Regions from separate parts of the Mus musculus genome. Here all the other regions are linked to region 2. Evidence: chromatin loops called from intact Hi-C (ENCODE). Cell type or tissue: heart. All regions are shown on one strand. Links, peaks and the distances in the headings refer to the core of each region. The heading gives the core; the rest is flanking DNA.

Region 1 (6,534 bases), core at 1,060-6,059, 100 kb after region 2:
CGCTGGGGACCTGAAATACCTCAGATTGTGCAGCCCTAGAAGTCCCGTGACCATTGTTACTCTTCCTCATTCTGAGGAGCTCTGAGGCCTCCCCGTGCCCATCCCAGGTGTCTCAAGGTCTGGTCTCTGGAATCTCAGTGGAATTTCCAGAAATGTTGTGGGATATTCACCAAAGATGATTGCTTGGGGAGGAGTTGGTCATGGGGGGTGGGCGTCTCATAGTCCTCAGTGATATAGAATGAGTCAGTTCATTCTGGTCAGGGCCACCTCTAGGCTACATGCTGGCCAGCACCTACACTGTGTGTTCAGGATCCCAGTGTAGCCCAGAGCCTTTCTCAAGATGAGCTTCTAAGCATTAAAAACCATGTTCTGGGTTGACATACTTCAGTTAACAAGAACAATTGGCCAAAAGCAGAACTACAGAAGCTTAAAAGCAAGGTTAGTACATTTAGAGACTTTCCCAAAACTATGGACCTTGATGGATTACATCTTTTTTCATTTTGGCAGGTGGTTCTGTGAACATGTGAAGTTTTATGTCCTGAATATTACCTTTATCATAGCGTCACTTGTGCTAAGATCTGTGTCCTACTAAGGTCTGGGGACCTGTTACAGTGTGTATGTCTTAGTTATGGTTTCTATTGCTGTGATAAAACACCACGACTAAAAAAGCACTTTGAGGAGGAATGGTTTAATTTATCTTATTGCTTGTAGTCCCATCATTTATAGAAGTCAGGGAAGGAATTTAAGGCAGAGGCAATGGAGGAATGCGGCTTATTGGCTTGCTTCTTATGACTTTTTCAGCCTACATTCTTGGAGCACCCAGGACCTCCAGCCCAGAAGCGGCCCTGACCACAGTGAACTGAATCATTACATATCACTGAGGAATAACACACCCTATGACCCCCTCCACCCCTGGGCAAGCATTAAGTGCCTTTAGCTTCTCAGTTAAGAATAGAACCTTTTAGCTGGGCAGTGGTAGCACATACCTTTAATCCCAGCACTTGGGAGGCAAAGGCAGATGGATTTCCGAGTTCGAGGCCAGCCTTGTCTACAAAGTGAGCTCCAGGACATGCAGGGGTATACAGAGAAACCCTGTCTCGAACCCCCCCCCCCAAAAAAAAAAAGAATGGAACCTTTTGAGCCACTCCCCATACATGATGGCTGTTTTTGCTGGGAGTTCTTGGGTGCAACAAGCATGCCGTGTTCTGAAGATAACATTTCATAACATTCCTCCATCCTTTGCCTCTTCTGTTAGAAACCAGCTCTTCTGAAAAAAGGCTCAAGGCTTTAATATACGAGAAGTAAAGAATTATAGTAGCTTTAAAAAGAATAGTGTGTGTGTGTGTGTGTGTGTGTGTGTGTGTGTGTGTGTGTGTGTGTGTGTGTGTGTTACGGAAATTGTGAACCTTTAATGGAAGGAATAGTATGACCAAAGCAAATAAAAATGCTAGAAATATGGCTCAGTGGTAAGGGCGCTTGCTGTGTAACCATGAGGATCAAATTTCAAATCCTAGAGCCTTTTTAACAAACTGGATGTCCTCTGTATACCAGTATGTAGAGTTCTGCATTAGGAGGGGACAGAAAGGTCTCTGGGGCTTGCTGCCTTCCAAACTAACTGAGAAAATATGAGCTCCATGTTGAGAGAGAGAGAGACTCTGATTCAAAGGAGTGGATAGAGGGTAATAGAAGAGGCACCTGCTGGCTGATTTGGGCTTCTTGTTCACTGTCTACAGACACGACAATGAACAAATCTTTTAAAATATGACAAATAATCAAAGTCATAATGGTTATAAGATGAAAATTTATAGTTGCCAAAGTACTGGTATATTAGGCATTGCTACATCCTGGTTTTATTCCTTTTGGTATATCTATATATTTGTAAAACATGCTTTTTAAACCAAATTTAAAATTTGAGTTAGGATCATTTTGCATTTTCTTTGATTGTTGTGTCCATGTTCTCTATGGAATCTTCTGCACCTGAGATTCTCTTCCATCTCTTGTATTCTGTTGCTGATGCTCACGTCTATGGTTCCTGATTTCTTTCCTAGGGTTTCTATCTCCAGAGTTGTCTCCCTTTGGGTTTTCTTTATTGTTTCTACTTCCATTTTTAGATCCTGGATGGTTTTGTTCAATTCCATCACCTGTTTGATTGTGTTTTCCTGTAATTCTTTAAGGGATTTTTTTGTGTTTCATCTTTAAGGACTTCTACCTGTTTAGCAGTGTTCTCCTGTATTCCTTTAAGTGAGTTATTAATGCCCTTCTTAAAATCCTCTACCAGCATCATGAGATATGATTTTAAATCCGAATCTTGCTTTTCAGGTGTGTTGGGGTACCCAGGACTTGCTGTGGTGGGAGTACTGGGTTCTGATGATGCTGAGAGGTCTTGGTTTCTGTTAATAAGATTCTTACGTTTGCCTTTTGCCATCCTGTAATCTCTGGTGTTAGATGTTCTAGCTGTCTCTGGCTGGAGCTTGTTCTCCTGTGATTCTGTTAGCCTCTGTCAGCACTCCTGGGAGTCCAACTCTCACCTGGATCCTGGGGTCAGAGCCCTCCCTGGAGGCTGACTCTCCTCTGGCAGGGAAGGTGCGCAGAGGTCTGGGTCTCAGCTCTGCCTCCTGGCTGAGGATGAAGGCCTGAAGGTGCCCTGTCCAAGAAGCTCTGTTGCTTCTGCGGCCCACGTGCTCTCCTGCATGGACTGGTCTCTGAGAGACCCGGGATATCCCAAATTTGAAATTTACTAAGTAAAAATTTAGTGAATGATCTATGAATATTAAAAATATCAGAATGTGTCATACATAATAATAGTTATGTGGTATATATATATATATGAATAGTACATATAGTATATATGTATATAATAACTACCTGATGATAGAAAATGCACCTCTAACTGGGTCATGATAAAAATAATTAACGTACCATAAATAGTATGTGTTCAGTACAAGTTAAGATGCTTCATTGAGTTGTACTTTGTTTTGATTTGTTCTCATTTAAGTTTTCTTTTTTTTCCATTTTTTATTAGGTATTTACCTCATTTACATTTCCAATGCTATACCAAAAGTCCCCCATACCCGCCCACCCCCACTCCCCTACCCACCTACTCCCCCTTTTTGGCCCTGGCGTTCCCCTGTACTGGGGCATATAAAGTTTGCATGTCCAATGGGCCTCTCTTTCCAGTGATGGCTGACTAGGCCATCTTTTGATACATATGCAGCTAGAGTCAAGAGCTCCGGGGTACTGGTTAGTTCATAATGTTGTTCCACCTATAGGGTTGCAGATCCCTTTAGCTCCTTGGGTACTTTCTCTAGCTCCTCCATTGGGAGCCCTGTGATCCATCCACTAGCTGACTGTGATCATCCACTTCTGTGTTTGCTAGGCCCCGGCTTAAGTTTTCTATTTGTAAAAACAACAACAACAACAAACCGTGGGAGGTAGAGACACAAAGGTCGGGAGTTCAAGGCTAGCTTCACCTACATGAGTTTGAGGCTGGCTTGGGCTACATGAGACCCTGTCTTCATAAGAAAAAACTTGTTTGATACTTTGCCTTTCAAACAGCCCGAAAAGGCCCAGGACTCACCAAAGCACTCACTGTTCAGTTTCCTTGTGCTGCCACCTAGTGGTACTAAGTTACAATGCAGCGCACTTCCTTTAACTGAAACCTTGTAAATTCTCTCTTTCTTCTCTCCTTTTTTTTTTTCTCTTTCATTTCCTTTGTTGCTTAGAGCTTGAGGTGGAGCTCAGGGCCAGCCAGGTACAGTCTGTACTATTGAGCTACTTATCTTGGCCATTGATTTTTTTAGGGGACAGTGTTTTGCTATATTCATCAAGGCCTCATTCTGTGATCCTCCTGCTGCTGCCTCTCCAGTGCTGTGATTACAGGCATGAACTACTATGCCCAGGCATAGTAAGTATAATAATTACTGGTTTTTCTTTTCTTTTTTCTATTTTTCCTTTCTAAAAAGCTATATAAACAAGTTATAAATATATAGACATGTTTCTCTATATAAATATATGAATATGTAAATATGTACATATATGCATATATACATGTGTAGGAGTGTGTGTAAGTCCTTTCACAAAGATGCTTTCTTGGATCCATTTTTCTGAAGAATATATTGCTATATTTTACATGTTAAAAAACACTGTATGCATGAACATTATATAGGCCTGGAGAGCTGAGTGTAAGGCTCAATGTTAGAATAATCATGGCAACCCTGTGTAAAGTCCTGAGTTTGACTAGTATGGTTTTAAAAAAAGATATTTCAGAGACATAATATTGTCATAACATTCATAGGTTAACAAAATAGTGTAAGGATGCCGTTACTTATTTTAGAGTTAAGGTTAAGATATAAAACCATCATTAATATAACAATAGCTATACGCCAAGGTTGGTTGATATCCATGTGACACCTCCCCTTTTTTGAGAATGGAAGGAGGGGTGGATGCATGAAGAGGGCATGAGAGGGACTGGGAGGAGAGGTGGGCGGAGAGGCTGTGATCAGGTTGTAAAGTAAATAAATAATTAAATTAAAAAATAATGCTTAACCAACCATTACAAACTGGAAGCTTGTTGGTAGATAGGAAATTTGGTTTAGCATTAGATGTACCCTTGGGTGGAAATGCTGGCTCTAAGGGTAGAATTGTGGGAAGTGATTCCTTGTGTGAGATTCTGAAAACTAATAAATCCCTAAAAGAACAGTACATCAGGATCATTGGTGTAGCTGCAAAAACACAGCTTTCACCTCAAAGGGGAAAATAATGTATTCTGGGGCAAAACATAAGTAACTATGACCTCAGAACACATATTTTTGTTACTGCAAATAGCGTGTTTTAGTGTGGTAATAATTTCATGGACTTTTTATAGTAACAAAACAGAGAAAAGTGACAGAATAAGGTACTTTTCAAGTGCTAGTTAGATCATCTAGGTGGGTTATAATATGACAAGGAGAACTTGGTTAGAGGACTTAGATCAGTGGTTCTCAGCCTGTAGGTCCAGAATCCTTCTGTGTCGCATATCTTGCATATTTACATTATGAACCATAGCAGTAGCAAAATGAGTTATGAAGCAGCAGTGAAATAATGTTATGATTGGGCGGGGGGGTCACCACAACATGAGGAGCTGTACTAAGGGTCACAGCATAAGGAAGGTTGAGAACCACTGACTTAGATATTATGACAGCATTCTTATCCCTTGTATTGGTGAGAAGCTAGGGTTTTGTTCATACATCCCAAAAGGCCTTTAAAATACTAGTCACAGGATATTAGCATGAGTGGGGGTTCTGGTGGATGGGTGGCAAGAAGTATTTATTTAATAAAGGTAGCCCAAGGTAAACTAGTTAAGTTCTGGAACTATAACATTCCAACCTCTCCACATTGTTAAAGTTGTAATTAGTCACCCTTTGCAGAAATCTCCCCGCCCCCCCCCCCCCCCCCGCGCAGGAATTCTTGTTCAAATAGATAAGCTCAGAATGCTGGCAATACTTAACTGAATAATACATGTGTCACATAAATGTGACATGGAATACTACACTAAAAAGACGTGCTTAATAGATTCTACAGAAGCGTCACGCTGCCTTTTGAGTGATGATTCGGGATGAGCTCCTCCTGTGGCATGGTTTTGACCTTCAACTGCACAGATAACTACTAAACAATAGCTTCCTAGTTTCCTTGATGCATTGGCAGCTATCTTTACAACAGGGATTCTCAACCTTGTCACTATTGATATCTTGGGTCCTAATATTCTTTCAAAGTGTCTTGAGTGTTTTGCCTGCATGTATCTATGTATACCATGTGCCCTTGGATGCCAGAAGACAGTGTCAGATCACCTGGAACTGCAGTTATGGGTGTGACTCACCATGTGGATGCTGGAAACTGAAGCCTCATCCTTCAAAAGAGTGGCAAGTGAGCCATTTCTCTAGCCTGGGTCCTAATTCTTTTTTCTTAGGATATATTAATCGTACACAATAATGTCTCATGACATTTTGATATATGTCTACACTACGGTGTAATCATATTCACCCCCAGACACATTTTGGCCCTCTTCCACCTGTCATTATCATTGTTTACAGCAACACAGGTGACTTGTCCTAAGTCCACATGTACCTTAACAATGGCTGTATCACTGACAAAAATTCTTGTTTCCCCAAACTACCTATAGATATTTATATAGGAGAGGGCTTCATAAGTTACTCCTCCAAAGCACCTGATAACTGCTTATAAATCCTCTTAAAGGGGTGGTTCATTTAATTCTCTTGTGGAATTGTTACATAGTTGACAAGATGTTTAGCAGCATCCCTGGCTTCTACCCAGTTGATAGTAAGAACACTTATTTCTGGGTGCTGGGGATGGACTCAGGGCTTCAAGCATTCTAAATACATGCTCTATCCGTGAGCCTTACGCCTCCAGCTTTTCACGTATATTTTTAAATTCGAGGACAAATTATACAGATTTTTTTGTTGTTGTTGAAAAGGAGACAGATTATTAACGAAAAAGGAGCGGTACTTTCTCTTTTCTTGGGCTTAGCCCAGGGAAACA
Region 2 (6,534 bases), core at 523-5,522:
ATTTCACCCTCTTACCAAGACCCAACCTTGATTCACTCATTACACTAACCCCGTAACTCTTACAAATGCAGAAGCCCAAATCTAGGACATCTGGTCACAGCTCTAATCCCCAGCACTAGGCAGATGAAGAAGAGCTTGAGGCCAGCCAGGGCTCATAGGAGGACCAGGCCAGCCTGGGCTCTATGCAGTGAAATGCTAGTGAACATACCTGGCTTAGATTCTTCAAAATTTCTGATCCTATACCAAAGCCTAAAGGAAAGAAATACAATTCTACTTAAGTCATTTTAAGGCCAAAGAGCTCTGATTTCTCCTTAAACTACCTCCAATCCCAAAGTCAACTGTACCTCTGTAATCACTCATCACGAAGAAGTCTTCAAGATACAGCAACTTGCCAATCCATGGGTCATAGGTAAAATAGTACATGGCGAACCCAACAATGCTATGTCCTGTAATCAGAGTATCCCATGAGATGCAAAGAAGAAAAACAACCCATTCAAGCTGTATTGGTAGAATCAGAAGCCTAGTGTAGATTGTAAGAAAATATATATGCGTGCACCACTGAAACAAGTAGCCAGGAACTGGACTGCCTCCTTATGTTTATGCTACTACAGTCCAGACCAATGATGAATGATCTCTCTGGTCTCAGACATGTACTTGCAAAAGGCACACATTAGAGATAGCTGAAGCTAGGCTACACTTGTGGACTGGCTAGTCTGTACTCTGCAGGACTCACACTTAGGAAATGAGAACATTTTCAGTACTTGCCAGAACAAAAGGGCCAGGGACTTAAACTAAACACACACATTATTCACATCCTAATGACATGCTGGTATGTTGGCTTGGCAAAAGTTGGGTTTACACAGCAGTGTAGAAGAGGAAATACTTGCAGTTTACCAACTCTTGCTTCCTTAAGGTCAGAAGACCAGACCAAAAGAACCATGTTTACTTTCAGAACTTGCCCTCCCACATATAAATTTTCAATTTACTTCCCCCACTCTTTAAGGCAGGAGAAATAGCAGTAACCAGAAACAGGTGTTACATAACACCCACATACTTCTAAAACTTAGTTCATCCCTTACGTGTTCTGATTATCTTCGAGCCTAAGGAACAAACATCAGAAGAAAACTCAAGAAAGCACCCACCCAAACAACTTCCCCTTTTAGCCGTCTCCTGACCAGTCAACAAGGGCCAGCAAAAAAAAAAAAAAAAAAAAAAAAAAAAGGTGTCAATACATAACTAAAAATAATAATTAACAACTGACTACCTCATAAGGAGTGTCAATTCAATTTCAAATGGAGGCAAAGGTTGCAAATTAGAGGCAATGGTTGCAAATTAAATTTTCTAGCCATTTTGTATTTCTTTGCAGACAGACAGGAAGCGAAAATAAATTTCTGATCTACTGTGTTTTAAGTGTGCGATAATAGGACCTTACCTCATTTATCATGATCATCTACTTTATTGTGTAAAGGGTCTTTTAGTTACCTCCCCGCCCATCCATGTACACAGAAGGGCCATGTACATGGCGAAGCTAGAGACTGTAACCTGAAGATTGGGACAAATTAAAGAAAAAAATGTGATTTAACACAATTACAAAAAAAAAAAAAGTTAGGTTAGGGTCAAACAAAAACCATTTTATGAAACGGAATTACAACAAATGACATTATAACTAACTTTTCCGGGTTTCTACAGAACTTTGATACTTGCTCAAACAGCTCTCTCATAACCCGCCCTATTAGAAAGTACACTACACATATATTTTTTTTCCTCAGTCATTTGCACACTGGCTGGTTGTTATTTCCAGCCAGCTCCTCAGTAACCTCTGCCCGCGTAGTCACGGGTTCTGCCCAGTAGGCTCTACGGGTTTGATATAACATTAGTTCTCTCTGGCTTCTCGACAGGGATCAGGGGTTACCTTCAGGGGTCCAGTGCTCTTTAGGCACTTCTGCAACCAGGCAGTGGTAGAAGGGGTGTTCTCCAAAGCCATCCTCTTGGAGATCTGTAAGACAGGGGAGGCAGAGACAGTGAGAGTTGACCTTTGGAGGTGCCAGGAAACAGATATTACCCGCCCCTCCCCCTCCCCCGCCACGCCTTGTTACCTTTCTCAGTTAAAATGACTTGATCTTCCATGTATTCATATTTAGCCAGTTCCTGGGGACGACATATAAAGAAAAGGACAATGAAACTCCTGGCCAGCCTAGCCAGCTCACGGGAAGAGAAATGGGGCAGGCAGGGTAGAGCGGTGACTGAGTCCTGCCTGGCGCCGAACAGCCGAGCCTGACCCGGGCTGGGGTTGGCAGGCCAAGAAGGCGGAATTTACTGGCCTGGCTGCGTCTCAGAACTGCAGATGAGGATTTCCCCGGTCAACAGAGCCTCCCCTACCCTCTGCCCTAGGGAGAGCCCGGACTTTTACCTACCTTGATCAGTCGCAGGATGTCACTGCAGTCAGAGGCAGTGGCTGGACGGATCTTAAATTTAGCCATTTTCGTCTTTTGCTTTTCTTCCCTTTGCGCACCAGGCCCCTGTACTTGAACAGCAGGAGGAGGTGGTTCCTCATTCGTTTCCCGGGAGCGTCCTCTTCTCAGTCAGGCTGGCACCATGACCCGGCGAACCTCAGTATAAGACAGAAAACTGGCAAACTTACTTCGGGGAAACTGCGCAGCTAAGAAGTGGCAAGACGGTGCCTTTTAAGTCCGCAGAAGCTCCTCCCTGGACGGGGAGCCGGAGAGATCGCGACCAGTAAGGATGAAAGCCCGCCGAAGCACCGCCCTCTGTTCCAGACACTGCCCTCTTCCGGGCTCTCTCGTGACACCCATGGCGCAAACCCGGAGGGCGGGGTAGGGCGAGGCGCGCTGCTGCCTTTCTAGCCTCATGTCCTCTAGCGGCGCCTTGCGGATCCTTGCCGGAAGCATATGAATGCCAGCTTGTCCCCTGGTAACCTTCCTAAATAGAACATGTGGATTGCCTCTGTGACCCCGACATTGCCGAGAAAAGCAAACTCAGGAAGCCCAGCTTTAGGGTATGACAGAAAGATGAGAGCAGCAGCCATTCTCAAAGTGTCGTCTGGAGGCATAATTTCCTTTCCTCTCTAGTAATTTTCCACAGGCAGTTCATTGAGATGTGGTGATGTCACCATTTTCATGACTAAAGAAAGGTGTGGGTTTGAATCTTGTTTTAATTTTGAGACAGGGTCTCTCTATGTAGTCTTGACTATCCTGGAACTCACTATGTCACAACAGGCTGTCCTAGAATTCACAAATCACATAGATCTGCCTGCCTCAGTCTGCCCAGTGTTAGGATTAAACATGTTCACCACAGCCTGCTATTCTTGTATGTTCTAAGGTCAGTTCTTAGGATCCCTCGATTGCTTTCCTTCTAGCTTAGTGGTTCTCAACCTGTAGGTCACAACCCCTTTGGGGTCATATATCACATAGCCTGTATATCAGACATTTACATTACAATTCATAACAATATAACAGCAGCAAAATTACAGTTAAAAAGTAGAAACAAAATAATTTTATGGTTGAGAGTAATCCACAACATGAGAAACTGTATTAAATGGTTGCATTATAACGAAGGTTGAGAACCAGTGTTGCAATGGCTAAATTTAAAATGTTATCTTTCCTTCCTTCCTTCCTTCCTTCCTTCCTTCCTTCCTTCCTTCCTTCCATTTATGTATTTATTTTTTGAGACAAGATTTCTCTGAGTAGCCTTGTCTGTCTTGGAACTCTGTACACCAGGCTGGCCTGGAACTCAGAGATCCTCCTGCCTCTGCCCCCCACCACCTGGCAACATTTTCTTTCTTACTCCTCCCGCTTTCCTTCTTAAATATCTGTTCTTCCTTGTGGACTTTCCTTCTGAAGGAGAGAAACACTTGATAATTCGCTTTAATGATGTATGCCATCTTACATTATTGAAGAGTTGATTTCACTGCTTATAGATTTTGAGGTCTGGAAGTTTTCTTTCTACACACTTATATCTGACCGTCTCTCAGCTTTCTTTGCTATTGAAAGCTGTTGTTGTCCTTACTTGCTCCAGTCCATGCACTTCTTTTGTTTCCTTTAACTTTGTTTGTTTGTTTTCGAGACAGGGTTTCTCTGTGTAGCCCTGGCTCCTTTAACTTTTTATTTTGAAATAATTCTAAACCTACTGAACATGTCACGATATCATTACTCTAATGATTACAGGGATGTCTGGCTCTGTGTTGTTTTCTATCATTTTTTGTTGTTGTTGTTTTTGAGACACGGTTCCTCTGTATAGCCTTGGCTGTCCTGGAACTCACTCTGTAGACCAGGCTGGCCTTGAACTCAGAAATCTGCCTGCCTGTGCCTCCCGAGTGCTGGGATTAAAGGCGTGTGCCACCACGCCCGGAGTTTTCTATCATTTTTAAAGGTAAGAAAACTTGAGACCAACATGTTTGGGAACAGTTGGGTTTGCCTATTCCTGGTCATACCCAGTGGAACAAGTAAGTATTCATGTCTCTGGGGAGTGACCTTTCTTTTACTATGGGCTTTCCTGGACAGATCTGTTGAGTACCCTGCTACCATTGCCTTGCCTGGATTCCATAATCAGTCAGAAGAGGTTTTTTTTTTTTTTTTTCAATAATGAGATAAAGCATCAGATGATCTTCAACATCTGGTCTGTACAGTGAGGGGTTAGACTAGTACCAGATGGCCACTCCTAATATTTAGTAAGTGACTTTGCCTTTATTAACGAGTAATATCCTGTATGAAGAAATGAAAGAAGAACAGCATTTTCTGTTACCCCTCCCACTCTCCCATGACTCAATGCGTTTGTGAGTCACTATGAGAGCTTATGCAATGTTTTTTTTGCAAAGAGATTTAAAAATAGCACCCATTCTACCTGAGTTACTGCCAGTGGTATCTTTCCTGACATAGATGACCAAGCCCTTGCCTCTTTTTTTATTGGATATTTTCTTCATTTACATTTCAAATGCTATCACAAAAGTCCCCTATACCCTCCCCCCTGCCCTGCTCCCCTACCCACTCACTCCCACTTCTTGGCCCTGACTTTCCCCTGTACTGGGGCATATAAAGTTTGCTAAACCAAGGGTCCTCTCTTCCCAGTGATGGCCGACTAGGCCATCTTCTGCTACATATGCAGCTAGAGACACAAGCTCTGGGGGTACTGGTTAGTTCATATTGTTGTTCTACCTATAGGTTTGCAGACCCCTTCAACTCTTGGGTACTTTCTCTAGCTTCTCCATTGGGGGCCCTGTGTTCCATCCTATATATGACTGTGAGCATCCACTTCTGTATTTGCCAGGCACTGACTGGCAAAGTCTCTTTGCCTCTTTTGCTTCTGTTTAGAATGCTAGAGCACTTTCAGGAGTTTGTCACATATATACTGATAGCAATACATTCAAATTCTGTGTCTCAACACCAAGAATAACTTCCTGAAGAAGAAAAACTAAAGCCATTTTCTATTTAGGTTGCTTAGTGTTTTAGAATCGTGCTTGAATTTAGCTTAGCATTTGACAAACTTTTATTTGGTAATGAGTCAACATTTCAAATTGTTGAATCATATCTGAGGTTCTTGGGGATTATAGAAGGTCACCAAGTGTTGCAACCAACCCTAAAGGTGTACAGTTTACTTTTAGAGATGGGTTTGTACTTTATTATAACGGATTTGACTCTTTATGAGAAAGGGAATTTCTATCACTGTGATGAACAGATGAGGAGAGTGAAAGGAAGAAAAATAGCCAAAGCAGTGATTTTGTTCTTTGCCTTGTTTCAAGGTTTCAGTGTCCCAAAGATTTTTATGATATTTCATGTAGACCTTGCCACCAGAGGTCAGTTGTTTGAAAATAGGTTGTCCTATGTCATCCCTTTTTATTGTTTATTGGTTGCCACATAGAAAGTCACCACACACTCAATCGTTTAAAAATAACACCTATTTATTATTGCAGAATATATGGGTCAAGAGTCCAGGCATCATGGCTTCACTGCATCTTTTGTTAACTGTGTCAGGTTGGCTGCATTCCTACATAGAACAACTCCAAGTTCACTCAAATTACTGACCTTGACAGTACTAACCTCTCTCTCTCTCTCTCTCTCTCTCTCTCTCTCTCTCTCTTACACACACACACACACACACACACACAGATCCTCCTGCCTCTGTCTCTGCCTCTTCCTCTGCCTTTGCCTTGCAAATGCTCTGATTAAAGGCATGCACCACCACTGCCCTGCATCATCTCTGTGTTAAACAGATTTATTTTCTAATTAGATGTATGCCTGTATGTATGTATATGCATATGTGCGCATACATGTGTGTGTGTGTGTGTCTGTGTGTCTATGTGAATGTATGTGTGAATGTAAGTGCAGGTGCCAAAGAAATTGAGATGAGGTCATCAGATAACCTAGAGCAGTGTTTCTCAAGCTGTGGGTCGTGACCCCCTTGGAGGACCATATCTGATAGTCACAGTTATGAAGTAGCATTGAAATAATTTTATGGTTTCGGGGGTCACCACAACATTAGGAACTTATTAAAGGGTAAAAGCATTAGGAAGTGTGGGAT
Region 3 (6,534 bases), core at 1,015-6,014, 110 kb after region 2:
TTTACCGGAATTTTCCTCATCTCACAATAAACAGTTGTGAGAAAAAGTGAAAATGTGTCTGGCCTCCTTAGTACAATGCCTACCACATGGTATGTACTTCATAAATGACAGCTATGTTGATTATGAATTTGGCACAGATTGTTATTTCTTACTTTAGAAAGATAGAGAATGCTTTTCTTTTTTTTTTTTTCCCGAGACAGGGTTTCTCTGTATAGCTCTGGCTGTCCTGGAACTTACTTTGTAGACTAGGCTGGCCTCGAACTCAGAAATTTGCCTGCCCCTGCCTCCCGAGTGCTGGGATTAAAGGCATGTGCCACCACTGCCCGGCGAGAATGCTTTTCTATGTTTAATATCTACCTTGATCAGTAAATATCTTTGGACTGTGACATATATTTTGATAGTATCCAAGAAATTACAATGGCAAACGAATATGGTAATAACACAATGACCTTTATTGAGAAGGTCCAAACATCATAACTGAAGTACTTTTCAGTTTAGCTTGTCGAAATACTTCAGTTTTCCAGCTGGATCTGGGATTATCTGTTAAAACAAAAAGCAAATTATTCATTTTTAAAAAGACAAGGCCCATTATGAATAGCTTGGCATTAATTGCCACCTTCTTGACTAAAGATGTAACCATTGATTGTTGTATACCATATCAGACTGTATACTGGTTAGGAAAAGCTACATTTGCCCATCTACTAATCTCAGCTATTCCAAAAAGCAAATATATTTCTCAATGAATTAACATCATCTGTACCCAAGCAACACAACATTTACCTACAAAATTTACTTATAAAATATCTCTTGGGCTGGAGAGATGGCTCAGTGGTTAAGAGCACCGAGTCTGCTCTTCCAAAGGTCCTGAGTTCAATTCCCAGCAACCACATGGTGGCTCACAACCATCTGTAATGGGATCGATGCCCTCTTCTGGTGTGTCTGTAGACAGCAACAATGTACTCACATATATTACATAAACAAACAAACAAACAAACCTTAAAAAAAATCTTTCTCTTGACCACCAAGCTTTCATGGCACATTTGAGCCTGATATAAGTAAACACATTGAAAGCACCACCACAGACGAATTTTAACATTTATTTGCTGATTCCATGATGCTATAATAATAACCTGAGAAGAGGGCAGTATGTCCACTAAGGATTTATCAAAGGGATTTTCAGAGGTATTTGGAGTACTGGGGGGGGGGGGAAACGAACCCTAGGCCCTTCAGTTGTTAAACAGGAGCATTCTCACTGAGCTGTAGCTAAAGCTCTGCTTGAGGGTTTTCATTTTTGAATTGGGACCTTGCTGTATTTTCTCTCCTAGTTTTGAACTCATGTATAGCTTAGGCAGGCCATGAACTTTTGATCTTCCTTCCTTAGCCTCCCAAATAACTGGGATTATGGGTTTATATCACTAAGACTGGCTAACAGCACAATATTATATAATCTCCAGCTGAAAAGTGCAAATGGCAACACAGGTAAATAAAAATTTAGTGGATGAATACTCAAAAGGAAAAAAAACTCCAAGGATCATGGGGACATGAAGTTACTGCATTAAAGGTATCTTGAGCAGTAGCTATTTTAAATGATAAATTTACATAAGATTAGTTTATAGTATATATATTATATATATATTTATATTCAGAAAATGCTACCTATTTATGAGACATAAACTTTAAGAATCTGGTGAAAACCATGGATTTTTCAGAAAAATATGTACACGTATTAACATATAATATACTCAATTTTTAATTGACAAAAATAATTCCATGTGTTTTGGGGTTTGGTCCTTCTTTCAACACACATTGCTATATGACATTAGCCAGACAATATGCATTAATGAACTAAATAACGCATGCCCCATGTCTTCAGACTTAAATTCTGTCACTTTTTGACTATGGTAAATGCTTCTAATAACAGGTTGATGGGCCGGCCAGGTGGTGGCAGCTTTGCATGCCTTTAATTCTAGCATTTGGGAGTCAGGGTCAGGTGGACTTTGGTGAGTTCTAGATCAGACTTGTCTACAGAGTGAGCTCCATGGATACACAGAGAAACCCTGTCTCAAAAAAACAAAAGGAATAAAAACCAAAAACAAACAAACAAAACCCCCAAACCAATAACAAACCAACAAACTCAGGTTGATGGGATACTGAATGGGGACAGTATAAAGCACTGTGGGAAGACTTCTCAGATTACATCTAAAGTGAAATGAGTGAAAGGACAGAGACCACTAAAGAAAGAACATCAAAGGGGATGGCAAGATGGCTCAGTGAGTAAATGCCCTTGCCATACAAGTCTGACGAACCGTGGGCCCACATAAAGGTGAAAGGGGAGCAGACTCCACAAACACACATGGTGACATGCAGAGCCTCCTGTCACACAAACATACAAAGGCAGGACCCACGTTCTAAAGAGAAAAGGGGACGCATCTGAAGGAGCAGAGTGAACCCCCCTGCCTGTCTTTGCCTAGTGGTATTTTTATTTTAAGATAATTTTTTCCTTCCATCCAATATTTTTTCCAACTACTGTTTGATTTTCAGAAGATAAAATATCTGAAGTTTTAGATGTTTAAGAAAGTTTCAAGCAAGTTTCCAAAATTATATTCTGGCCAAAGGCTACTCAGAGGATTGCTTATAAACAGTAACAGTATCCCTAAGTAAGAAAATGCATCTCTTTGACTCTTTTTCTTTAGCTTCAGGGTTTAATAAAACCAGATTTTCTCAGAAGCTTTTTACTACGCAGAGAGGTTTTGCTTGGGGCTGATTTCTTGGCTCAAACTATAGGAGGAAACTCCATATACATCCTCTAAGTTTAGTCTCCCATAGCTTTACTTTGCCTTCTTGGTCTCTCCTTTTTGTTGACAGTATATTTCTCTGGATTATCAGCTTTAAAATTTATAATATTATCTAAATTCTGACTTCCCCGATTTAAATGACTTTTCCAGTAGTCCAGAAAATATCTGCAGTATACTTTCTGCTTAGCAAGAATTACTTCACTTTGGAACACAGGGCAGTCAGATTATAAAGAAAGATTACATTAAAGTTGGCATACATTTTTGGCTCTGGCCATGCCTTTAAAACAAATAACAATATTAATATGACTTACTGTTTCACTACCAGGTTTCCAGCCAGCAGGGCAGACTAAAAGAAAGAAAAGGGAGAAAAAAGGAATTTAAAAACAGTTTAATTTTCTTTAGTAACTCCCCAACTTTTTTCCACAGAAAGAAAAAACACATTAAACATGTCCAGACTATCAAGCACTTGGCTTCTGTTTGCTTGTCTGCTAACACTAAAGAATTTTATTTATAGAGTTTATTAGAAGGCCATTTATCTATTTTAATTTTTATCAATTATACTTTACTTACAGTTATAATATGAAAAATAAAATGGATATTTATAATGAAATTGGAAGATATGGGGATCTGGTAAACTAAAAAGCCTATGTGATGGAAAACTTCCTCTAAATTTATATACATGGCCAGTAAGATTATCTGGCTTATATCCTGCTATATTTTGTGGTACTGCCAAGGTATCCTGTTTATCAACAGACTTTTAGAATGTGCTGAGCCAGGGACTGAGTTATATTTTATATACTCTCAAATTTAGCCAAATTATACATTTCAGGGGTACAGAGTAATGTTTTATATATGAAAATATTTTGGGATTATTAGATCAAAATTATTAAGCAGAGAAATGAGAAATATATTTACAAAGATAGCATGATTGCTTACTGTTTAATTTTGATTCCTTATTTTTCTGAACTTTTAAAAACACAGCACTGATTTTTGTATTGGGTGGGTTGAATGTATTTTACATTTTTCTTCTGAGATAGATTTTCCTTGTGTTAGTTCTCAAGGCTCTAGTTGTGTTAAAAAAAAATCCAAGAGTATTTTTAGCAGGCTGACTTACTTAAAGGAGTAAAAAGTGCTCCGAAAAATTTCTCCTCTGAGAATTCAAGAGGTAGAATCTGCAATAAATATTAATCAAGTCTATTTTTCATTTCACTTAAAAAAACCCTGAGATCGAAAAGATAACCTGGACTGTTAGTTAAAGTATGGAAATTTTAAAGACTGCAACTCAGTGTGATATTAAGTTGCTAATGTGAGATTTAGGGGAGGGAGAATAAAGGAAAGGTTATGGGTTATGGTTTAATAAGGTATTTTTGTGTTAAATCAAGAAAAAATTATTCCCTGCCTGACACACACAGAAATAAAAATTAAAAAGCAAAAAAGATGGGCAGGTCACAGACCTTATGAGGGATTGATCTTATTACCGTTGGTTTGCTCCATGGACATGATGTCAAACTGCCTTCTAACAATGTTTCATGTTTATACACGTAGACAGTGCTGTTTTCAGCCTGAAAAGCTACTTTGCAGTAGGTGGCAGTTAATTAACAGATTCATAACTGGACAAAATGATGAGAATAAGTGACTGCTAAGTACCTGGCCCTAAAGACAACATCTTTATCACTCCTCCAAGGCTCAGAGAACACCTTGGAAGACAGACAGAAACAGTGTTAAGAACCAGAGAATGAGGAGGGATATTAGGAAACGATACCTTCTGGGCACAACGCAAGAGTTGTACTCATGATCATAGCAGGTATGGTTACCTGCACAAGACTGGGCCTATCAACATCCTATCATGGATAAGGGGAGGGATGCATAGACTCCACCCCTCACTGAAACATTTAATGGGGGAGAAAGTGTCATACTCTTCAGTGGTACAGGTACTGATAGGCTATCCATGGCCTAGTAAATAACCCTACTTCTAGTCACCTCATACAAGCAACCCTAATTAAGCTCAGTGGGTCACCAATAAAAACACAAAAGTAAAAGGGAGCTTGGTAGGAAGGAAGGAAAAGAATTTTGGTAGAAGCAGATAAGAGAGGGTGACAAGCGGTTAAAAGGAGCAAAATTCATTATAAATATGTACAATATTTTTAAATAAAAAAAGGTACCTTCTCCATGCTTGTCAGTGTACTGGAAGGCTTGAACCAAACGCAGTGTCTCGTCCACTGATCTTCCGACAGGAAGGTCATTCAGAGTAATCTGCCTCAGGACTCCTTTGTCATCGATAATAAAGAGGCCTCTGTGAAGCACAGGGGTGGTAAGGTTCATCCCATTTCTTCTCAGTTAAGTATTCTGCTATCAGCAGCATACCTACTCTATTGCCTCATACACTCCAATTCTCCATCTACTGTATACTTTTGAATTATCACAGTGTTAAATGGAAGTTTGAAAAGTTTGTTTTGGGGAACTGGAGAGATTACTCAGTAGTTAAGAGCATGCACTGCTCTTCCGGAGGACACAAGTCTTCCCAGCACCCACTTCAGACAGCTCACAACTGTCGGTAACTCTACCTCTGAGTATCTGATGGCTCTCTGTGAAGGCACCACCACTCAATGTGCATATCTATCCACACACAGACATGCCTATATACATCTAATTTAAAAAATGTTTGGGGAGGAGGGGTTCCTTCCATCCTTCAGATTTATAAGAGGGCAATGGAAGTGCTTAACCCCTCCTTGTGTATCTACAGGCAGTTAATGGTTGTTTGGGGGGATGGAATACATTTTCTTGAACCGCTGGTAAGGATTCCATGTTTCTATTAATCCTACTTAAATTCACTAGGACACACACACACACACACACACACACACACACACACACACACAAGTAGGACTAATTAGGAGAGAGTCAGCAGGAGTGGGACAAGAATATATAATGGGGAATTTAATATGATCAAGATGCATTCATTATATACATGTATGAAGATATTATAATGGAACACAGTATTACGTATAATTAATGTGTGTTTAGAAAACAACAAAAACAACAACAAAAACCTCTTAATCTATCTGGTGACCCATGTCTTTAATCCCAGCTCCAGGGAAACAAAGGCAAATAGAGCTTTTTGAGTTAGAAGTCAGCCAGTTCCAGGCTAGCCAAGGCTACACGTAGACTGCCTTAGAAAGCAACAAACAGACCTTCTCTCTGAAGGGGAAAAAATCCTTGCATCTGAGTTTAAATAATAGCAATATTTGGGGAGCAAAGGGAGGACAATTAAGTATTCAAGGTCATCCTTTCTCTATGTAGTTCAACTTCAAGGCCAGCCTGGACTAAGAGATCTTATCTCAAAAAAAAAAAAGAAATTAATAAAAATAAAATGGCCAATTCATTATTAGGTACTATTAATTGGTCAGTGTTTAACAACTTTTAAAGGTTAAAACTGTCCTTTTTGATCAAAGAACTCTCTTTTGTACACATTTGCTCATGTAATCCACTGAAAGCTACTGGTAAAGCTGGGAGCTGTTGGGAGAGTTTGAGGCGGGCCAGGGATAGATACACTGTCTCAAAAAAACCAAAAATGCTAAAAAGGGTGCTGAGTGAAATAGTGCCTTAGTCTCTCCAAAGATATGGGTTTGTGAAGTCCTAACTATGCATTAGAAAAACATTACTGGAGCCGGTTCAGAAAAAAAGGAACGGTGCTCTAAGTAGTTAGGAGACCAAGATACAGTCTGCTCTTTGCTATTAA
Region 4 (6,534 bases), core at 999-5,998, 72 kb before region 2:
GAGAGAAAGAATGTTAAAGGGGGAAGGGGGTGTAGACTTCTACATGCTACTTCCTGCTAAATAGAGACACAGTTTCTTTGGGGCAAGTCCAATCTTTATTGTCAGGTTATCTCCAATGTCTTTTAATCAAACTGCAACAACAGCAACCAGGAGCATCAACGGGGAAGCAGCAGCTTCCTTCTTCTTCTTCAGAGTCCCTCCACCCACTCTAGCATTTATATACTCACCAGAGTCCTCAAAATTAAACCATTCACAGCTAGCAAAATTATGCTCCTGCCAGAGCAGAGCATTCACAAGGTGAATAGTCTGCTGCCATGGATAATCTGAAGCAGCCCCATAGCCCACACCTAAGATTACAAAAAAAAAAAAAACCACGTTTATGTAACATAGCTGGGTTTGGGATATGGAGGGATATGAGAGGCAACTGGAAAAAAATGCAGGTAGAGATTTGGGAAGCAAATAGCACAAGCAAAGGGAGAATGCCAAAACTCTCACTACATTTCTCCCCTTCTAATCTAAAAACAAACAAACAAACAAACAAAACAAAAAACAAAAACAAACAAAAAACAACAAAAATACACAAAAAAACAAAACCTTTTTCTCTAACATTAATGAGACTTTTTGTTTTCTTAAAACGAGATTGTCAATGAACCAAACACTTTTTAGATCAGTAGTTTCTCCTATAACTTGATAACTCTCAGGTGCTCTTGTCTAAAACTTGCTGTTGAGCCTGGTTCTAAGGTGAACCCTTGCATTCTCCCTTTCCCATATCCATTTAAAGTTTTCCAATTGCTCATATATTCTCCCAACATTTAGTGAGACAGAGTACAGGAGGAGGAAGAGGAAGAAGAAAATATAGAAAATTCCCTCTGGAAGCAAAGTGGGAAAGAACCCAGTGGCAGTATCTGCAATAAACTTTCTGTGGATGTCCTGAAGCAGTATATTCATTCCTTCATATCCTACCATCTCCCCTACAGCACTAGATACTATGTTTCTCATTTTGCTTTGCCCTGTGTCTAGGCACTACTTGATAGCATTTTTTTTTGTCCATTTTATTTGGTATCCAGAGTCTTGGAATTAAACTACCTGCAGCTGACAGAATCATATGCCTGCCAGACCATGAACAAGTCTGCTGCTGTGGATAATCTAAAGCAGCCCTTTATCCCATACCTGGGATTAAATAAAAAACATGTTTACATAACATAACTGGATTTTTTTAAAGAAACCGAATCTCTCACATGTGAGTATGGGAGACCTGGCCCTACGGTTTTTCTGCCATGTGGTTACATGTTCAAGGGAGAATGCCAGCCTCCTCTTGCCCCTGCCCACCTACAACATGCAGGAAAGCTGGCACAGACAGAGAGAGAGAGAGAGAGAGAGAGAGAGAGAGAGAGAGAGAGAGAGAGAGAGAGAGACCCGGTCAGAGTTGAACAAAGATGACAACAATGAGCATCTCAAACTGAATGGAAAGAAGTCCAAAAGGCCTGAACCCCACACAAAGAAGTATAGACAAGTGAAGACAGCCAGAAATTTAAGAAGCAGCCTTTCTCAGGGAAGAGCACACAATATATACATGTAAAAATATATATAGGTAGCATTATATGAACTGAAAGGATTGTATCTAGGAATATGCTTGTGTGTGTGTGTGTGTGTGTGTGTGTGTGTGTGTGTGTGTATGTAAGGGGTATATGGGAGAGTTTGAAAGGATGAAAAGGTATGAAGAAATGTAATGAAAATATAATCTTAAAATTAGAAACTGTTGTCCCTGGTGTCCTGACCATCCATGGAATATCTGATTCAGAATGTTCTATAAGGACCAGTTTTACTAAATATTTAATCCTTTGGAACCAGATGAAGCTAGTCATACAGCCTTACCAAAAGTAAAAGGAAGGTCCAGAAAACTCTCTCCTAAGTCCAGTACACCTCCTCTGCTTAATTCTCTGCTAAGTGGCAATGCAATAGATGATCCACGCCCATGAAGGGTCCCAATATAACATATATAGAGATATAAAAACAAAAATATTACAGAGAATGGGGTTCAGAGCCATTTAAAAAATACTATCCTTTTGTCTAAGCTCTAAACTTTGACTCTGTAACTCCTTTCATGAGTATTTTGCTCCCTATTCTAAGGAGGAATGAAATATCCACCCATTGGTCTTCCTTCTTCTTGATTTTCTTGTGTTTTGCAAATTGTATCTTGGGTGTTCTATGTTTCTGGGCTAATATCCACTTATCAGTGAGTGCATATCTAATGACTTCTTTTGTGATTGGGTTACCTCACTAAGGATGATATCCTCCAGATACATCCATTTGTCCAAGAATTTCATAAATCCATTGTTTTTAATAGCTGAGTAGTACTCCATTGTGTAATTGTACCACATTTTCTGTATCCATTCCTCTGTTGAGGGACATCTGGGTTCTTTCCAGCTTCTGGCTATTATAAATAAGGCTGCTTTGAATATAGTGGAGCATGTGTTCTTATTACCACTTGGAACATCTTCTGGGTACATGCCCAGGAGAGGTATTGCTGGATCTTCCAGTAAATGGATCCCGGGGATCCATCCCATAATCAGCCACCAAACCCAGACACTATTGCATATGCCAGCAAGATTTTGCTGAAGGGACCCTGGTAAAGCTGTCTTGTATGAGGCTATGCCAGTGCCTGGCAAATACAGAAGTGGATGCTCACAGTTATCTATAAGATGGAAAACAGGGGTGGGGTATGGGGGACTTTTGGGATAGCATTGGAAATGTAAATGAGGAAAATACCTAATTAAAAAAATCATATGAAGAATAAAAAAAATAAAGCACTGCACTTTACACACACAAAAAAAGATGGTAAACAGGGCCCCCAATGGACAAACTAGAGAAAGCACCCAAGAATCTGAAGGGGTCTGCAACCCTATAGGTGGAACTAACCAGTACCCCCAGAGCTCATGTCTCTACCTGCATATGTAGCAGAAGATGGCGTAGTCAGCCACTACTGGGAAGAGAGGCCCCTTGGTATTGCAATCTTTATATGCCCCAGTACAGGGGAATACCAGGGCCAATGGGTGGGTAGGGGAGCAGGGCGGAGGGAGGATATAGGGAACTTTCAGGATAGCATTTGAATTGTATATAAAAAAATATCTAATAAAAAAGACAAAACAAAACAAAACAAAAAATACTATTACAAAATGTGTGTGAAATGTGACCTTTAGATTAGCAATGCCTTATGAAAACAATTCTTACCACTGCTCAATATTGTCTATGCTTTATAATCAAAAGCAAAACCCCTCATAAATGTAACATATAATCAATTGATTGGACAAGAAAATATTAAAACAGTGGTCCAACAGCTTGTTAGTGCTCTACAGGTTAATAGCCAAATCGACCAAGGTATGTAAGTGTATGTAATAAAGTCCCTGATCTTAATACTTAAGGCAGTTTTCCACTGTCAGACAAAATTCTACAGAGCTCTTTATGTACAGTGTTGTACAAGCTATATAAAGACAAATAGATAATAATGATGTGGAGGCCACTTCATCTCTTTCGTTAACCTATGAAAATGCACATTCTAATTGCAAAAACCCCTTCATTCTGTAGTAGCTACTCTTTTCACACTACTGTTGACAGAACAAAAGCATGCCAGAATGTTGGCACAGAGGATCATAAAGCGCAGAATCTAAGTGCTTCAAATGTGTAAAAAGAGGACACTACCAAAAATAATGGAAACAAAAACTTGCTAATAAACCTCAGTATAATAGGACTTCCTCTCCCCCTCCCCCTCCCCCTCCCCGCCTCCAAAAAATAGGTCAAAATGTAAAAAGGGCCAATCATTGTGATCTAGAACTGATGACAAAGGCAATCCAATTTGGGGGCATGGGAAAGTTAACGCCAGGGGGCAGCAAGATGACACAAACAGGTCCTCTCACACTGTCAGCTTAGACTTCCAATGCTCAGGCCCAATAACAGCTATAATAGACTCAACCAAGCTGCCAAATCCACAGCAGTGCTCCTAAACCAAAGACAATGAGAGATTTGATTACTACCACTAAAATTAATTCGAGATTAGACTTACCTATAACCAAAGACATAAAATTAGATTTAATAAGAGGGGTAAAGAGAATCCCCACAATTCTATGTGGACCCCTTCCAACAGACTGCCCTGGGCTTGGTATTAGGCATATCAAATTGGATTATAAAAGAAATTTTGTTTGCCCAGATATATTTGATTCAGATTATACTGATCAAATTTATATTATGATTTTCCCAGCTACTCCAAGAAATTCCAGTTCTAATTTAATTTGTACAATTGCTTATTATTCCTTATCTGATCATATAAATCCTTGATTAAAGTTACCAAGATCAAGAACTTGGTTTCTCAAACTCATACTTGACTCAGTGTAGCATATAATATAAACCTTATATTATAGTTTTCATAATCTGGCTCCCCATAGAAGGCATTATAGATATAAGATCTGGTGTGTCAATTGCAGCTAACCAATCCCAGCCTTCTAACTGGCACACTCAAGACTCCAGTTTTAGACATTCTAGGGGATAGTGGCAAAAATAGTCCCTTACAAAGTTCAGAAACATGTGTTCCAAAACAAGACTGCTATTTTTCAACACCATATTAGACCCTTGTCTTTCTCCACTTGGGGTAGAGAGCAGCAGTCTCAATGGGGTTGTGATATCTCTATACCTGAATATCCTTTGTCCTAAGGCCCACTGAAATACATGTCTTCAAACTTCTTGGGGTAAATCAGTCACTGATTAAGCTGGCCAAACTTAAACATGTACATCAGGTAATGCAAGAACTTCAGAGAGACCATCAGCACCTGAAATTCACCTATCTTTTTTATATTCCAAAAATTCCTAGTACATGGAGGATTTTTCAGATGAGGCCAATAGATCAAACAAGGAGTCATTAACATGACATGTTGAGGCTGGAATGTGCTGTTCTCTTATTATTCCTGGAGCAAACACTACAAAGTAGAAGAAACTTCTGGCTGTCCCATTTGCCTTCAAAACATTTCCAGATCAGTCCTTCCAGTTCATTGACTCTTATTATGTGGCTCAAGGCATCCTGATATATACATACAGTGCATTAGAGCTTGCATGTGGACTTATGAGAGAAAAGGCTTGAGTGGGAAGTAATGGAATCTCACACAAAGTGTAAGAGGGTGGTGAAAGGAGATTTGTCTCCCAAAATGAGCAAAAACTGTCTGCCATCTCTCCAAAGTTTATAAAAGAAAATTGAAAATATTTTGAGATATAATAGGATGTGTTTCAAGTCGTCTTGGCTCACACCTCAGACTCATTGTGTTATCAGCATTTACCTCCATTCAAAGCTTCCTTTGTAGATCTCACAGAATTGCCTGCCCTCTCACAGAAAGAAATCATCATTCTGACCACTTAAACATGTCCTTTTTTTTTTTAATGAAAGGCTGCTGCTTCCCATTCCTTCTTTCATGAATGTGCTAAAGCTTTACAAAATCAAGTCCAGCTACCACAGGTACGAGCTCAGAGAATTACTTTATCCTCTACCTTGAGATGCTTTCCACCATTTCAAGAAGTGTCAAGGCCTGTGGTCTTCATCCAAATGATCTTTGGCAACCTGATGTTACTCATGTGAATTTCTTTGTACATTCTAAATACAACTGTGTTTGTGTTGATAACTTTCCAGGGATTATTTATGCTACTGGTCAAACATGTGAGCCCATTTGAGTGGCTTGCAGATATTTACTGACTGCTTTCTCTGTAGTGGGAGTCCTAAAACAGATCAACACAGATGATAGTTCTTTGTATATATTTAAACCTTTTATTTCTTTTTGTCAACTAGGAAATTCACTTCTCTCGAGATATTCCCTATAACCCAAGACAAGTCATAATTGAACAAACTCACTTATTACTGAAAAAAATCAAATACTTAAAACAAAAGGGGGTGAATAAGGGCTTAATTTCTCAGGACTAACTTAACAAAGCAACTTATATTTAAAATTCTAGAAGTCATTTCTCTCAGTCTTTTATCTTCAGGAAAAAAAAAAACACACAAAGAACCCAAAAATTTTGTCCAAGCTCATGATTTTAGAAATACTTCCTCAAGGGAAAAAAAAAAAACAAGGTCTGAGTCATTTTCCATTTATAACTTGGAACCTAGGCTACTCATTTGTACACTCTTCTACTGCAAGCTTTCTCTGGATTCCACCAGGATTGGTAGGACATGAACTGGCAACAGAAGACCAGACTGCGAGCTGGTAATAAAAGAACATGTTCCTGAATTTCAACCATGTATAAACTATATGTCACTTCCAATTCTTACTCATTTATCAAACTTCTCATTGCACTGTGATTTTTATCTCCTCCTTTTAATTCTTAGACAAGTCCAAGCCAGGACCTCTGTTAATCAGTCTAGTCCATGGCATTTGGAATCTGCTACAGATCAACGCAATTGTACTCTGAAACACATATGCATAAAAAGGTTCATTGGAATGATTACTGCAGCTATCATACTTTCATAGTTACCATTGCTACAGCAGCAAAGGTTTGATT
Region 5 (6,534 bases), core at 638-5,637, 120 kb after region 2:
TAAGAAAAAAAGGCCAGATGAGAAAATTAGAAATGTGCTAAAATATACAATACTTCAAATGCTTAAATAGGAGGTTATAATAACTGTAATGACTTGTTATGACACTACTTAAAGATTTTACATATACTGAAAACCATGTCAGGAAAAATCTTATCCTGAAAATTGATTATTGCAAATTTTTATTTTTGATTGAAAAATTGTAGTTACTTTGCTAAGATCTTTAAACACAATTCTCAAAGCAGCCCTTTGCATCTACTTTTTAAAATGTGGTGATGCATGCCTTTAATTCCATCATTCAGGAGGAATTAAAGAGGTGGCAGGTGTGTCTCTATGAGTTCGAGGCCAGATTGGTCTACATAGAGAGTTCCAGGACAGCCAGGGCTACCTGGTAGTGAAACCCTGTCTCAACAGAGCAAGCAACACTTCCTAACACGCTTAGCACATCCTTAACAACCCTGATTATGCCGGGCGTGGTGGCGCACGCCTTTGATCCCAGCACTCAGGAGGCAGAGGCAGGTGGATTTCTGAGTTCGAGGCCAGCCTGGTCTACAAAGTGAGTTCCAGGACAGCCAGGGCTATACAGAGAAAACCTGTCTCAAAAAACAAAAACAAAAACAAAAAACAAACAAACAAACCCAACCCTGATAATAAGAATTCTGGTAAATACAGAGAAGTAAAGGAAGACAATTTACATGTTCTGTCTCTCAAACTACAACCATTTTTTCCCAAACACAAATATGGATAAGGTTGCATTCTCATTTTTAACACTCATTGCATTGAGAAAAATGTATTATAATATTTTTCATTTTATTAGAATGATTCAAAAATAGCCTTAATTGTTCTACAATATCCCCTTTTATGAATACAAAAATCTCCTTTGGAATGTTTTTGTTTCTAACAGGAAGTGTATTTGAGTAAGCACATTTCAGAATATCTTCCTCATGCAAGTGTAGTCAATGAAACTTAGAAATATTTTTAAAGCAAATCTATCTTCCAATTCCAAAGTAGTTAACTTGTACTATGAAACTACAAATGTTTACGGAGGCAAATCGGCTTGGCTTTTTCATTTATGGCTTGTGGTAGCAACATCCCATTATCTTTAGAGGTTCATAACTGTGAAGTAGCCAGATGTGGTAGAGCACAATTGGAATCCAGCACTCTGCAAGCTGAAGGAGGAGGACTACAGAATTTGAAGCCATTTTGTCAGATCTGTCCAGTCCCCATGTCCAAAAAATTGACCCCAAAATGTTAAGTATAACTATTGTTTCACTGAATACTAGCACAGAATGTGCCACAACCACCAAAACTCAAACACACACTCACAGAATGCCAAATAATCCCTAGGAAAAGTGGGTTAGGGAAAAGCAAATAATATATGGTCTGTGTCTGTGTCCCCTGATCACTTTTTTGGCAATCTTAATATCCAGATGCAGCAGGCCTCAATTTTCTCACTATCTTCTTAGTCTGACGTGTCTTTTTCTGAGAGTGGCCACTAGCTTCAAACACTAGACAGAAAGACAAATAATGAAAAGCCCAATTGGCAGTACACAAGATTTACCACCAACCCAACTGTGCCTCTTCCGCCTCTTCCCCAGTTTCCCTCCAAAATACTCCATAAGACTTGTTTTTTTTTTTTTAAATAAACATCTATTAACTCTACAAAGTTTGGGGAGATGACTCTCAATAACAATCTTTATAAGCTAAGAGAAAAAAAGTTTGACCTCCTGACCATTTTGTTTAACCACTTTTCTGTTTAACCAAACTTTCTGTGAATCATTATTCAACTTATCAATGTACTTTCTTCCCTGGAAAAAAGAGATAGGACGGCTGCAGGCACTTTCGAATATGTAAGGAAGTATTTTAGTTTGCACAACATCCTCCACGACTGTAAGCCCGGGTCTAGAAACACCCCCATCTGCGGCTTTGGGGGTAACCGCTACCTCTCCCGAAATCTGTTCAGAGAAACCCATTTCTTTCTTCACACCAGGAACCCACCTCCAACCTCACACCCACAAAGGCATGGGGTGGACCGAGAACTCCCAGGCAGCCTTGGGGGGGGGGTGCGGCCCAACTCCAGCCCCACCCTTTTGTAGCATCCACAATTAGGGTCTAAGATTCCTCGAGTTCTACCTCCTCCACCCAAACTCGCAAGGCACCACCTACTCTTGGCTTTGCTTAGATGCAGGGAGTGATCCGCGACTGAAACCCGGGACGCCTCCCCGGGGTACACTTGTCCACCAGCGTAGAAGTGGCACTCATTTTCGCGGGTCCGGAACCGTTCATCACTCTCCAAGCCTTGCAGAGATTCGGTCCGCAACAGGAACAGCAGCAGCGGCGGCAGGAGCAACACCAGCTTTCGGGTCCAGCGACGGGACGCCGTGGTCCCGTCCAGCAGCTTGGACCGCGCCTCCATGACCAAGCAAGCGCGAAAACACGTCCCTCTGCTAAAGCACAGAGTCCCCTGCCGCCAGGCAGCCAGCTAAAACGGCGCGCTGGAGACCGCGCGACCAAGGGCGCGGCCTCGCGAGACTTGCTCCGCCCCACTCCGCCCCTCCGCCACGTGGGCGCAAGCTCCGCCCCCCCCAGTGGGCTTCTGCGCCTGCGTCAAAAGGAGAGCCAAGCTGAAGTGTTTTCCCAATTTAACAAAAGAAGTTTGCACGGGTGCCTAGTGACTGATCTCCAGAGCACTGACTGTCCCTGTCCTTGAAGGTGTACTTCCAAGTCCATCTCTGTAACAGAGCTTCCCTACCCCTCACATCATCCCCTCACAAGTTCACACTAACCTATGTGCCTGTGAAGGACTTAAAATGTAGACTTTTCGTGGTTATTTTGAGACAGGGTTTCTCTGTGTAGCCCTGGCTGCCCTGGAACTTGCTCTGTAGACCAAGCAGAGATCTACTTATCCCTGCCTCCCTGAGTGCTGGGGATTAAAGGCGTGTGCCACCACAATTTATACTTCTAATTAAGGTCACTTTCATGCATCTCATTTTGTTTTTGTTTTTGACAGATCATACTTGTATGCACTTACAGGGCACCATCTGAATGAATATAACATGGAATGTAGTCACCAACTCATTTACCTTTTTATGGGGAAACACCCAAAACAGTTATTTTGAAATATACTGGTTGACTATATTTGGCCTGTTGATTACTCTAGGTTTAGGAGGCTGGGGGCAGGGGGTGGGTGGGTTAGGCCATGGACACTACAAAATTGCTGAACTTAACAGACATGTATGTGTCCCCTGAACCTCCGGAGTGATTTGCCTGTACAGTGCCAGGACTCATCTTTTCAGCTCTTTTCAGTCCCAGAAAAACTTGAGAGCAAATAGCTAACCATTTATTTTCCTCCAACAGGCAAAAAGAAGTTTGGGGGAATTAATTTTGCTTCAAAGATTTGCTTTTCCAGTCAAGAGCTGTAAAGTTCGTAGTCACCCCTCATAGCACAGCATAACTACCCATTACCCATCGAGCCCTCTTCCTCTGCTGCCTTGCCTCTCCTACCTATGATACACTAGGGCATGCCCAGCCGCCCTTGAGTTATTGCCCCAGCGCCTAGGGGCTCAGTCCCACTTTAGCTTGTCAGACTGAATTGTGACGTCACCTGTCTGCTCCCTCAGCCCTAGTGCTGCCTTCATGAACTCCAAACCATAACTGATTTACACCCTGTTCATCCTGTTTTGAAAAATTACTATTTAAATTTTTTTTGTCTATATGTCTGTTCACTGCTTGTGTGCCTGCTATTCATAAAAGCCAGGGGAGGACATTGAAAGATCCCCTGGAACAGAAGTTACAGACAATTGAGAGCTGCCACGAGGGTGCTGGAAATCAAACCTTTGTCCTCTGGAAGAGCGTCCAGTGCTCTTAACTTCTGAGTCATCTTTCGAGCTCCCTAATCCCATCTTGAATATAAAACCTCTGACTATGGACCGTTATTATGTCTGCTCTCCCTTCCTCTACACGTTCGATCCGTTAATCCCTTCAAACCATACTTTCCCAAAGCTTAATTGACATATACTTTATGACTATTAGAACAATATTCTTTTCCTTACAGCGATCTATTACTAAACTCCGTGACTTCTCTCTCTAGACATAGTCTTTTTCAGTTTGGTGAAAACTCAAGAGATAAAAGGGTCTAATCTGAAAAGTGGTATCTCCTGGCTAGCCTTTCTCTTCCAGTAGGAATTATAGGGTAAGCGGGCGGTTTGGTGACTTAAGTGTGTCCCAGGTATGTATGTTTTAAAACCAAATGCGGTGCCACAGGTCAGGATGCAGCAGAGCTCACTCAGTCTTAAAGCATATGTCCAGGATATTTCAGTTCCCAGAAGCCCCCTCCCCCCGCCCCTCGGAGAATATGCTTACTCATTACAGTTTCCTGTAACTCTTCGCTTTCTGGAGGTCCGTAGATGATAGGCCTCTGACGAGGTAGCTCTCGTTCCCATTCTTCTCCTTCCCTAGCCTCCTGCTCAACATGGAACGGAAGTGGGACCCTGGGAGTTCGGATATGAGATCCAGAGACTCGACTGTGGCTCATGCCACGTGAACGGCAACGGTGATCCATGGAGGCTGTAAAATAGCCACTAACCCTAGTAAATTGGAGGCCCTGAGCTGTGGCTCTAAGTTTGAAATTAGTTTAAAAAGCTGGGAAAGAGTGATATATATATATATATATCCCTACACCTCTTTTATCTTAGGCTAAGTTGAGATGTCCCAGTTGGTACCAGGGACCACTCACCAGCCCACTGGGGAGAGTGACCAGGTTGGTCACCTCCCTGGCACCTACTCTCTCTCTGTCCTTCAGGTGATCTGAAATCTCTTGGTGACTGGCATTTTGAGTGCTGCCTGCCCTGAGGCCTTCAGCCAATGACATTTGAGCAGTCATTATGCTGTCATAGTAGTATCCACCAGAAATATTGAAGTAGGGGCCTGACCCTCAAGGCACCCACCTTACAGTTAGAGTTGGTTACCAATATTAAAAATGCAATGCTATCAGACACAGAGGGAGTGTTCTGAAATCTACAATATCACAAATATTAATCACTGGTCACCTAAGTGTCTAGATATTGTTCAAATATTGTTTTTTGACTTCTAATGGGGGCCCTACATAGTCCAGACGTTGTGGGGAAAGTGCATACCTTTGTATGATTGCCAAAGTTTCAATATATCCTTGTGGACTCCCTATCTGATATTGCCATGGGTATCTACTAGCAGGGTCCACTATGGATCTCACAGTGAAAGCCCCAATCCTATTCACTTTCTTCCCTCTGACTGGTAACTTAAATAAGCCCTCAGTCACTACACCAGGCTGTTTACGTGGTCTACACCTGTGTTGGACTCCTTTCAATTCTCTGGGTGACCTATATTACTACTTCTCCAAATGTTCAATGTTTGTGCCTGAAAAACACTGATCTGGTTTTGTTGCTATAATTGTTGTTTGCTGATGGTTCAGGCTGTATCTGAAGCTGCCATTTTATTGTTTGTTCTATTGTTCCTTATTGTTAGGAGCCCCATCCTCAGCCTCTAGATTTTACTAGTCTGATACAAGTTCTTGTAATCTTTAGCTTAAAGAAGACAGAGACCAAGCTTTCTGACTCTTTTTGTCATTTTGTAGAGGTGATGTGTGAATAAAAATTAGGACATGATGACTCCAAGGCTTAGCTGAGGTTAAGATTTTTATTGTAGATATGAGAAGAGAACAGCCAGAAGCATCTGGAGGAGTCCAGTATGAACCAGGCCATAAGATGAGAGAGATGGGGAAAGGGCAAGAGACAGGTAAGAGAAGCAACCAGGAGAGAACTGAGACCCAAGAGAAGAACCAGGAGGCCAAGAAAGCACATGGCCAAATGGCTGGGTTAGATAGAAATCAAGAACTGGGGGCGGGGAAGCAAAGCTTCAAGTCTGGAGACAATTAGGATAGGGAGCAGGTGAGAAGTGCTGAGGGGGCCAGGTCTTTGTAACTGGTACTGAAAGAGCCTGGTGGCAAGCGTCTGCTTTGATATGTTAAAAGGCACCTCATCCGGACTTTGTTGCTCTCTCTAGTAGGCATTTACCAAGTTGTGAGGATGTTGAAACAGTTTGTTAAAAGATCCATGGACCTGAACGGACCATTTAGGAAGGAGCTGAGGTCTCTCCTGAAGGACCACTATCACCTTGTGAAGCAGATACAGTTATGTTTCATTCTGGTGACTGCAGCCTTGTTTAACATCTTCACGGCAGCTACATGAAACACTTCAGGCAAGAATCTCTGCAGTTTACTTGTTTCTGAATTTATGACCCATATAAACTGTGAGTGTAATGAATATTTATTACTGTTTTAGACGAAAAGTGCAAAGCCTCAATATAGTTCCTGCATTGCTATTCTTCTTATTCATGTTAGACAATGTCAGAGTCAGCTTAAACATTTAAGGGCCATGGGGTTGTCTCCATGGGTAAGAGTGCAAACCCAATATCCTGTATCACAGTTTGCTTTCTATTTCTGTGTTTAAACACCATGAATAGAAGCAATCTGGAGAAAAACGGTTTGTTTGTCCTATACTT

Evidence for each region. A loop is a pair of places that touch in the nucleus more often than their neighbours do. Peaks named below come from ENCODE experiments on the same cell type or tissue, not always from the same donor. Only the 100,000 strongest peaks of a DNase experiment are listed, where the experiment ranks them.
Region 1: it touches region 2 in a loop (2.3-fold over the local background); 5 of 42 quality-filtered maps call a loop at or near these places.
Region 3: it touches region 2 in a loop (2.6-fold over the local background); 7 of 42 quality-filtered maps call a loop at or near these places.
Region 4: it touches region 2 in a loop (14-fold over the local background); 16 of 42 quality-filtered maps call a loop at or near these places.
Region 5: it touches region 2 in a loop (2.7-fold over the local background); 4 of 42 quality-filtered maps call a loop at or near these places.

What each region holds. Positions count from the first base shown.
Region 1 is chrX:155,314,593-155,321,126 of GRCm38, forward strand. No RefSeq gene overlaps it. Among named protein-coding and RNA genes, the nearest start is that of Prdx4, 21 kb to the right of the region's middle. In heart, for the core only: a CTCF peak has its summit at 3,617 (motif pointing left); no DNase peak of the experiment used is centred there.
Region 2 is chrX:155,213,689-155,220,222 of GRCm38, forward strand. It overlaps Sat1 (spermidine/spermine N1-acetyl transferase 1), which reads right to left and starts at 2,761. Exons shown (of 6, transcript NM_009121.4): 1 at 2,415-2,761; 2 at 2,097-2,148; 3 at 1,913-1,996; 4 at 345-446; 5 at 209-249. The coding sequence starts at 2,480. In heart, for the core only: a CTCF peak has its summit at 2,875; a DNase peak (open chromatin) is centred at 2,773; H3K4me3 peaks cover 1,342 bases; H3K27ac peaks cover 1,104 bases.
Region 3 is chrX:155,323,489-155,330,022 of GRCm38, forward strand. It overlaps Prdx4 (peroxiredoxin 4), which reads right to left. Exons shown (of 7, transcript NM_016764.5): 5 at 4,958-5,088; 6 at 3,107-3,141; 7 at 430-540. The coding sequence ends at 490. Among named protein-coding and RNA genes, the nearest start is that of Prdx4, 12 kb to the right of the region's middle. In heart, for the core only: no CTCF peak of the experiment used is centred there; no DNase peak of the experiment used is centred there.
Region 4 is chrX:155,141,022-155,147,555 of GRCm38, forward strand. It overlaps a transcript of Cldn34b2 not described here. Among named protein-coding and RNA genes, the nearest start is that of Gm25429, 4.4 kb to the left of the region's middle. In heart, for the core only: a CTCF peak has its summit at 3,884 (motif pointing right); a DNase peak (open chromatin) is centred at 3,880.
Region 5 is chrX:155,335,950-155,342,483 of GRCm38, forward strand. It overlaps Prdx4 (peroxiredoxin 4), which reads right to left and starts at 2,511. Exons shown (of 7, transcript NM_016764.5): 1 at 2,164-2,511. The coding sequence starts at 2,413. In heart, for the core only: no CTCF peak of the experiment used is centred there; a DNase peak (open chromatin) is centred at 2,532; H3K4me3 peaks cover 1,867 bases; H3K27ac peaks cover 1,323 bases.